Regions from separate parts of the Homo sapiens genome. Here region 1 is linked to region 2. Evidence: chromatin loops called from intact Hi-C (ENCODE). Cell type or tissue: dorsolateral prefrontal cortex. All regions are shown on one strand. Each heading gives the region's core, and the rest is flanking DNA. Links, peaks and the distances in the headings are about the cores only. Region 1 overlaps AP2B1 (adaptor related protein complex 2 subunit beta 1). Region 2 overlaps AP2B1 (adaptor related protein complex 2 subunit beta 1).

What was found. A loop is a pair of places that touch in the nucleus more often than their neighbours do. Peaks named below come from ENCODE experiments on the same cell type or tissue, not always from the same donor. Only the 100,000 strongest peaks of a DNase experiment are listed, where the experiment ranks them.
Region 1: a loop joins it to region 2, with 5 times the contacts of the local background. A loop is called at or near these places in 12 of 110 quality-filtered maps.

Annotation. Positions count from the first base shown.
Region 1 is chr17:35,603,057-35,607,454 of GRCh38, reverse strand. AP2B1 (adaptor related protein complex 2 subunit beta 1) reads right to left here. Exons shown (of 22, transcript NM_001030006.2): 4 at 1,615-1,750. Among named protein-coding and RNA genes, the nearest start is that of AP2B1, 18 kb to the right of the region's middle. In dorsolateral prefrontal cortex, for the core only: no CTCF peak of the experiment used is centred there; no DNase peak of the experiment used is centred there; H3K27ac peaks cover 1,393 bases.
Region 2 is chr17:35,662,449-35,666,846 of GRCh38, reverse strand. The region is part of intron 14 of AP2B1 (adaptor related protein complex 2 subunit beta 1); the gene reads right to left. Among named protein-coding and RNA genes, the nearest start is that of RASL10B, 67 kb to the left of the region's middle. RefSeq lists a silencer at 930-1,130. In dorsolateral prefrontal cortex, for the core only: no CTCF peak of the experiment used is centred there; no DNase peak of the experiment used is centred there.

The DNA of each region.
Region 1 (4,398 bases), core at 84-4,083, 59 kb after region 2:
GTAAACTAAATTCTTCCCAATGATATATTCCCTCTATGAACCACCAGTCATGGAGAACAAACTGTTACGTTCTGACTCTATAATGTAGCTAAACACAGGAAAAGAACAAAAAGTTCATGAGAAAGAAGAAAGCATATTGCTTATTTTTCAAAACATTTTAAATAGAAGCTAATTTTAGAAATGCTGTCTGTTTTTTTTAAATGTACACTAAGTTCCAAACAGAGAAAAAACAACTATTAAAAAAATATTAGGCTGGACATGGTGGCTCACGCCTGTAATCCCAGCACTTTGAGAGGCCAAGGTGGGCGGATCACCTGAGGTCAGGAGTTCGAGACCAGCCTGGCCAATATGGTGAAACCCCATCTCTACTAAATATACAAAATTAGCCAGGTGTGGTGGTGCATGCCTGTAATCCCAGCTACTCGGGAGGATGAGGCAGGAGAATCACTTGAGCCCGGGAGGCGGAGGTTGTGGTGAGCTGAGATTGCGCCATTGCACTCCAGCCCGGGCAACAAGAGTGAAATTCTGTCACCAAAAAAAAAAAAAAATTAATGGGAATGATCCCATTATTATTTTCTTTAAATCTATGATAGGAAAGATTTGACTGGATATTCAATAATAAGAAAATATTTTGTCCATTTTTAAAGACATGATGATATTGTGGTTATGTTTAAATAAAAGATCTTATCTTGACAAATATAAAGACAAAACTATTTAATATATGATGTTCAGGATTTCTTTAAAATTATCCAGCAGGAGAGGGGGTTGGAGGTCAGAAAATATGTATGAGGATTACAAACAAGAGTGGTTATGTGTCGGTAACTGTTAAAACTGCAAGACGGATATTTAGGAATTTATTATACTAGTCCTTTTTCTTGAATATGTTTAAAATTTTCCATTAAAAAAAATTAATCACGCCGGGAGTGGTGGCTTGTGTCCGTAACCCCAGCACTTTGTGAGGCTGAGGTGGGTGGATCACTTGAAGTTAGGAGCACGAGATCAGCCTGACCAACATGGTGAAACCCTGTCTCTACTAAAAATACAAAAATAAGCTGGGCATGGTGACGGTCACCTGTAATCCCAGCTACTTGGGAGACTGAGGCAGGAGAATCACTTGAACCTGGGAGGCAGAGGTTGCAGTGAGCCAAGATCGTGCCACTGCACTCCAGCCTCGGTGACAGAGTGAGACTCTGTATCAAAAAAAAAAAAAAATTAATCAAATGATGTAAGACGTATTAAATGAAATGAAAGTAGAAACTCCGGCAGTCTCCACTACTGCTGACTCATAAGTATAATTTCTACAAAGATAAAATAGGTAAAGCCCCCAATTACTGATAGTACAATGATATGCCCACCTTTGTCAGCCTCAGAAGGTAAAACAGTGGGGTTTCACCAGGTTTTCTTCTACCCATCTGGCAAGGATGCACCAAGCCCCACTAACAGAAAGCTCAGCACATGGTTTGAATTTCCCTGGATGACACACACTGGTATACAGAATGCTTAAAACATGAACATTCCTAGTCATTGCCAACACTTCCCTACACTCCTTCCTTGTGAACAGAGGTTACTTATTTGCAATTCAAACTCTGTTATTGAGGCCTTGGGAAAAGTTACCTTCACAAAGCTGTTTACAGCCATGATGGCCATGTCTGGCTGACTCTTGGCGTAGTTCATCAAGTAGAGATACACAAGCTTCTTTAGTTCCAGATTGTCAGTCTGCATACAGTTCACTACGTCTGGAAAGAGAGAACTGAGAAGAGAGGGTAAAAGAGAAAAGGAAAGTAAGCAGGTGTTGGTGCCAAGCTGTTGGACAGAACATGAATAGCCTTAACTAACAGTGATTTGATGCAAGAACAAATGTCCCCACAGTGGTAACTGTCACAGAAATGAATTACTAAAGAAACTGGCTGGGCACGGTGGCTCACGCCTATAATCCCAGCACTCTGGGAGGCCAAGGCAGGCGGATCACCTGAGGTCGGGAGTTTGAGACTAGCCTGACCAACATGGAGAAACCCCGTCTCTACTAAAAATACAAAAAATTAGCCAGGCATGGTGGTGCATGTCTGTAATCCCAGCTACTCAGGAGGCTGAGACAGGAGAATCGTTTGAACCTGGGAGGCAGAGTTTGCGGTGAGCTGAGATCACACCATTGCACTCCAGCCTGGGCAACAAGAGCGAGACTCCTGTGTCTAAAAAAAAAAGGAAAAAAAAAAAGAAAAGAAAAGAGAAAAGAAAAGAAAAGAAACTGTAGGCCAGACATGGTGGCTCAGGTATGCAATCTCAGAACTTTGGGAGGCTGGGGTGTAAGGATTCACTTGAGACCAGGTGTTCAAGGCCAGCCTGGACAACATGGCGAGATCCTCTCTACAAAAATTTGTTTTAAAAAGCTAGGTGTGGTGGTGCACACCTGTAGTCTTAGCTACTCAGAAGGCTGAAGCAGGAGGTCGAGACTGCAGTGAGCCATGATCACGTCACTGCACTCTAGCCTGGATGACAGAGTGAGACCTTGTCCCCATCCAAAAAAAACAAGAAAAAAATTGTAGTGCTGTTCTCAACAAGGTCTCTATAGTTTTAGAAAAAGCTTTTTATTATGAAAAAATGTTAATCCTAGTGCTGGGATTACATGCATAAGCCACTGTGCCCAGCTTCATCTATAATATTTTAATGTGTATCTTAAGAATCCTTTTTTTTCTTTTTGAGACAGAGTCTCACTCTGTCGCCCAGGCTGGAGTTCAGTGGCACCATCTTTGCTTCCTGCAACCACTGCCTCCCCAGTTCAAGCAATTCTAATGTGTCAGCCTCCTAAGTAGCTGAGATTACAGGCGTGCGCCACCACTCCCGGCTAATTTTTATATTTTTAGTAGAGATGGGGTTTCACCATGTTAGCCAGGCTAGTCCCGAACTCCTGACCTCAGGTGATCCACCTGCCTTGGCCTCCCAAAGTTCTGGGATTACAGATGTGAGCCACCACGCACAGGCAAGTGTCTTTTTTTTTTTCCACTACCTTTATCACATTCAAAAAAACACACAAAAACAAAAACAAAAAAGCCAGGCCCAGTGGCTCACGTCTGTAATCCAAGCACTTTGCGAGGCCATGGTGGGAGGACTGCTTGAGCCTAGGAGTGTGAGACCAGCCTGGGCAACATAGTGAGACCTCGTCTCTATAAATAATTTTAAAAATTAGCCAGGCATGGTGGTGTGCGCCTGTGGTCCCAGCTACTCAGGAAGCTGAGGTGGGAGGATCACTTGAGCCTGGGATGCGGAGGCTGCAGTGAGCCACGAACATGCCACTGCACACCAGCCTGAGGAACAGAGAGAGACCCCATCTCAAAAATAAAAATAAAAAATAACAATAATTATTTTAAAATATTTATTTTATGTACAAAAAGCTAACATGGTTTCTCTCATTGGGTGGGTGCCTTAGATAATCCATTCGTGGAAGATCACTTAGTCCAACTTAATGAAATCTATATCCTTCACGTATGATGGAAACACTGGTGGCATGTAACGAGGCTCAATTTCCAGATCAGACTGTGCCCAGTTTCAGCAGACACAATAGCAAGAACCCTGGCTGACTTTTCGCGGGTGGCTCCAGTAGAGCTGCTGGTGAATCATCTTGCTTTCAGGAGTGCGACAGGGCAAAAGGAACAATAATTCTTCATATCCATCTACTACAGTTTCAAAGCACTTCAGTTACGCTTTTTAAAGTTCATATTCTTCCAGTCTTGACCAGTGGGAACTGAGCTCCTGAATCCTTGTGATATGACCTGGTATTTTCCATACTTTCCTTTATGACAAGATGCCCCATCCAGGCTCATTTTGTACATTTCTAATTCCAGACCTAGAATCAGTCATCCTCCAAGATGTCCTGATTCCCTTTTAGTGAAATTATTTTTTTAACATTACATATTCAGACAAATGAAAATTTGAGAGTAATCAAATATAAAAGGAGTTTATACCTTTCCTAAGTTCTAGTTATTTCATGATTTACCATTCTCCTATAAGCCACAGGAAACAAATTTAAAGGAGCACCATTAGCTTGGAAGGGTTGAGCTTGTCAGATTCTAAAGTGTAAGCTGTATCTTTACAATATAGGATAACTGTAACTTTATGGGAAGTTAGCAATAAATCTTCCCCACAATGCTTTATCAAAGTACCTTATACATTTTTAATACTGCTAAACATCTTGCTACTAGCATAGAAGAAAGAAAAAACAAATGTAGGTGTATTTCCACAAGGAAAATAAGGGGAAAAAAGGGAATGAAATAGCTGGTCACAGGGTATATACAATGGTCCTATATACACAAAAGGGTACAGAAGTAGAAATTATTCACAGAAAGGAAGCTGGACTCAGGTCAAAGAATCCACCATATCTCCAGTGAACCAGTAACTTCTGTC
Region 2 (4,398 bases), core at 97-4,096:
ATTGGGATTCAGGTTCATCTGTCTGGACATACTCTAAGCCCATACTTATCAGGTAGGGTACAAAATCAATCAAACTAGAACTTGTAAAACTCAGAGTGATATCTGTTATCCAGTGAGCTGGTAGGAGACAGGAGGGAAAAGGAATAGGAGTGCAGGGTATGGCTTTGATCCTGATCTTAAATGTCTAGATACTGTGTTTTAAGTGTCTCTTGGAGGTGTCCACTCACTATTGTTCCCAGGATTGCCTTACTGAGGCTGCCATTTTCTCCATGAAGAAAATGATGTCAATTATAGGTCAACTAAATCAGATACAGAAAGAAGGGGGAAAGACGGCAACTTCAGGAAAAGAATATTTCAAATACTGAGAATTGAACAGTCTGTATTAAAAATCTGTAACTGATACCTAAATCCAAATTTTCTGCTAGTGGTGTAGTCCCCCATAATTGCTGTAGTCATTAAATGGCACTGAGAATAATACTAACATTTGTCTACTGCCAAAGAGTGGTCACTTTACCACATCTGAAGTAATGCTGAGTGGAACTTGGTTCATGTTAAACTACACAATAATGTGTCATTGCACAATAATGTTCAGTAACTGGACAGAAAACAGGGGTTTTATGGTGACTTATTGTAACTTATGGGCTAAAGGGATTTCGGCATGGTTACATGAGCTCTGTAGAGCCAGGTAGAGCCAAAAGTCTCAGAGCTGAGCCCGCATACAGGCTCAGTTCAGCTATAGATAACAAAAGGAAATGCCCCTGTCCAATGGCAATGTGCTACAACAGCAGAAATACAGAGAAGGAACTCAAGATTGAAGTTATATAGGGGAATAAATCCGCCTGACTCCAAGAAAAGAAAATTTGAAAAGGAATTTTTAAATTTTATAAAGGAATATCATCTGAGATAACCACTGAGCGGACTGGAAAAAAAATCCCACAAATTATCATAATGACTGATCTGGGTTAGCCCCTTTGACCTATGTCTGGCCAGTCCAAAGTACATCTGTTTGCTTCTAAAACTGTGGAGCTGTCTAGGTATCTGAAGACATTCTCTTAACTGCAGGTGTATATCTTAAGCTCAGACATTTCTATGCTCCTGTTTAGAGCTAGTGTCTCTTTTATTTACTGTTTTCTAGAACTTACTGAATTGAAGGGAATCTAAGGAATGCTCCAAGCCATATAGCTTACCAATAGCTCTATTATTCAGGAGTCAACAGAATGGTGCAAAAATAGTATACAATGATTCCCTTCACAAACAATAAAACTTAACTATCGTCAAAATCCTATTGGTATCAAAACCATCAGTGTGTGTCTTTCTAACAGAGTTTAAATTTTAGATGGCACACAGTATCTTGTAGGTTAAAGTATGGTTTTTAGCTACTAGGCTGCAAATTTTAATATGATCTTCAAAAAGCTATTCAAGGCTGGGCATAGTGGCTCACACTTATAATCCCAGCCCTTACGGAAGCTGAGGCAGGTGGATTGCCTGGGCCCCGGAGCTCAAGACCAGCCTGAATAACATGGCAAAACCATGACTACAAAAAATACAAAATTTAGCTGGGTGTAGTGGTGGGCGCCTGTAGACCCAGCTAGTTCGGAGGCTGCGGTGGGAGGATCACCTGGGCCCAGGGAGGTCAAGGCTGCAGTATGTCGTGATAGTGCCACTGCTTTCTAGCCTGGGTGACAGAGTGAGATCCTGTCTCAAAAAAAAAAAAAAAAAAGCTATTCCAAAAAGCATCATAAAATATAATTAATCAAATTGGTGGAAAGACTCTGTAACCATGCAAAAGCTAATAAACTGATGGCTAAGAGCAGACTTGATAAGGAATAGCATAAACGCATTGAGATCATATAAAAATCATCAGAAGACTCCATAACCTGAGGGGGGAAAAGGCTTCTATCAGTGGAAAAGTAGGGGGATGGAACGGATTACTTCCTGATGTAAGACAAAAAGTCCTTAGAATGGTCACCACAGGTCTCTTAGGTCAGACAGAACTCAATGATGAATATAGTAAAAATCAACAAGAGAACCTCTTTATTCTGTCTCACTTTGTTTCACAGCATTTGCTACTTTATCATTTGTCTCCCCTACGCGAATGTAAGCTTCCAAGGACTGTTTCGTAAGGTTGCAAGGACCATTCTATATGCCTAGTACACAGAATAGAGCCTGAATACTAGGCACTCAAATATTTACTTATTGAATGAATGAATGTTTCGTAAATATAAATTTATGGCTACTGGCAGTAATATATATATGGCTACTGGCAGTATTTCCTGGGAGACAATCTTGAAGTGAATCATTTTATTAGGGAAAATTATCACCAAAAGGACAAAAGCCTGACAAAATTGTTTACTTAGAGCACAATATCTGCATCAACATTGACAAACATATGAATAGAACCAACTGAGGAAAAAAAATGAACACCCATTAGCCATGTGTGCAGCATGTGCCTGTAGTCCCAGCTACTTGGGAGGCTGAGGTTAGAGGATCACTTGAGCTCAGGAGTTTGAGGCTGCAGTGAGCTATGATCACACCACTGTACTGTAGCTTGGGTGACAAAGCGAGACCTTGTCTCAAAAAAATAAATAAACAAACATCTCCCAGCCGGGTCAAAACTCATTCTAGGGAGGAAATGTATTGTTTGAGTGGTTTTGATAGGAAATTTTCAGAAGAAGAATGCCTGCACATCATTTAACTGCCCTCAAAGTACTACTGCTTTATTACAGCTCACTGGTGAAGAGATGGGAAACGGAGATTTTTGTGGTTTTACTTAAATGAAAATAAAATGACCAGGCATAGTGGCTCATGCCTGTAAATCCTAACACTTTGGGAGGCTGAGGTGGGAGGACTACTTGAGCCCAGGAGCTCAAGGTTGCAGTGACCCTGTCTTTAAATAAATAAATAAGGATAAGATGAACAATCTGTTCCTCTTGCTGCAAGAAAGGTGCATGAACTTACTCATTATTCAGTCTCTTTTCTTCATGAATGAACACACTTCTGTAGTCCTTCTCCAACTTTCATGTGACACATTAACCCAAACTCATATACTCAGGGACCTGGGATGTACACCATCAAGAGGCCCAGGGCAAGCAAGCTGTATTTTTTATCTTAAAGTCATGCAATTTTACATTCTAAGTGGTAACACACCAGTGTATATTCTGTTTACATTATTTACCATCAAGTAAGACTGACACTGCAAGACAATGAGCCATATTTATTCTGCAGCTTCAAATGCACCCTGCACTCTGCTGTGTACTCCAGAGACTGCATTTCCCAGTTTGAGAAGGACCAGTTAGGTGAAACTGTATTCTATTCTGCAAGATGACAATAACAAACAAACTGGAAAATCATAGGACAGTATAAAGTGTACAAACTTTGAAGTTTTAAAGAAGCCCTGGGTTCAAATCCCAACTCTGCAACTTACTGTATGACCTTCAGTTTTCTGTAAAATGGGGTCCAATACCAATTATCTTCTTGAGTTGTTCTGAGGATTAGAAATTATAAAAATTCTAGCACAGGGACTAGAACTCAGAAATTAGTAATTATTCTCAAAACTGTCTGAGGCCAGCCTTGACTAAACGTATGCACTGATACAAAGATGGTGGTTATGGAAGCCTCACTGAGAAATTTAACAGGCAACAACTTACAAAGATCTTTCCACATAACACAAACTCTAAAAACTAAACTTTTAAGTCATTGCAAAGCTCCTCCAAAGGAAGAAAAATAAAGATGCAAAACTAGTATAGATGATGGATTTCCTGTGGGCTAAAAAATCTCAAAACTATTAATAAATAGCTTATGACTTAATAATCTGAAAGGTAAAAACCTGAAAGAAACAGTGGGAAAAACATGGACTGAGGGTCAGGAAAAGGCAGTTTCTCTTCAATTCCATACCACTCAAGCTGGGCACACAGCATATTTCTCCAGGATGAAATCCTTCATCAGCACAGAGAAAGGGCACTTTGGATAATTCTTCCTTTCCATTTTTGATATACACAATAGCACTGTTTATGTAAAAGAATAATGCACAGCACCTTGGATGAACAAAAGGCTGTAATTTAGCCAAGGCCTCTGCTGACAGATTGGAAGTAAAGGCAAGAAAATAACTGAGATTCAATTATTACTTCAGTGATCCTCGCAGATGTCAGACTCATGAGCACATAACACATATGCAAGAGTTATACACATGGGCATCAGGTCACCTCCCACACTACACCAAACCAGAAGGATCTGCACGGTGAGAAAAATCACACTACTCAGAACGAGCAGTTTCTTAGATTAAGTACCAGAGTCATAAAAAAAAAAAAAAAAAAACAAACCCAAACCCAAAAAACTCCACATACATGGCTTCCAAAGGAAACAAAAAAAGCCCAAATAACTACTTTGCAAGCAAGCCTA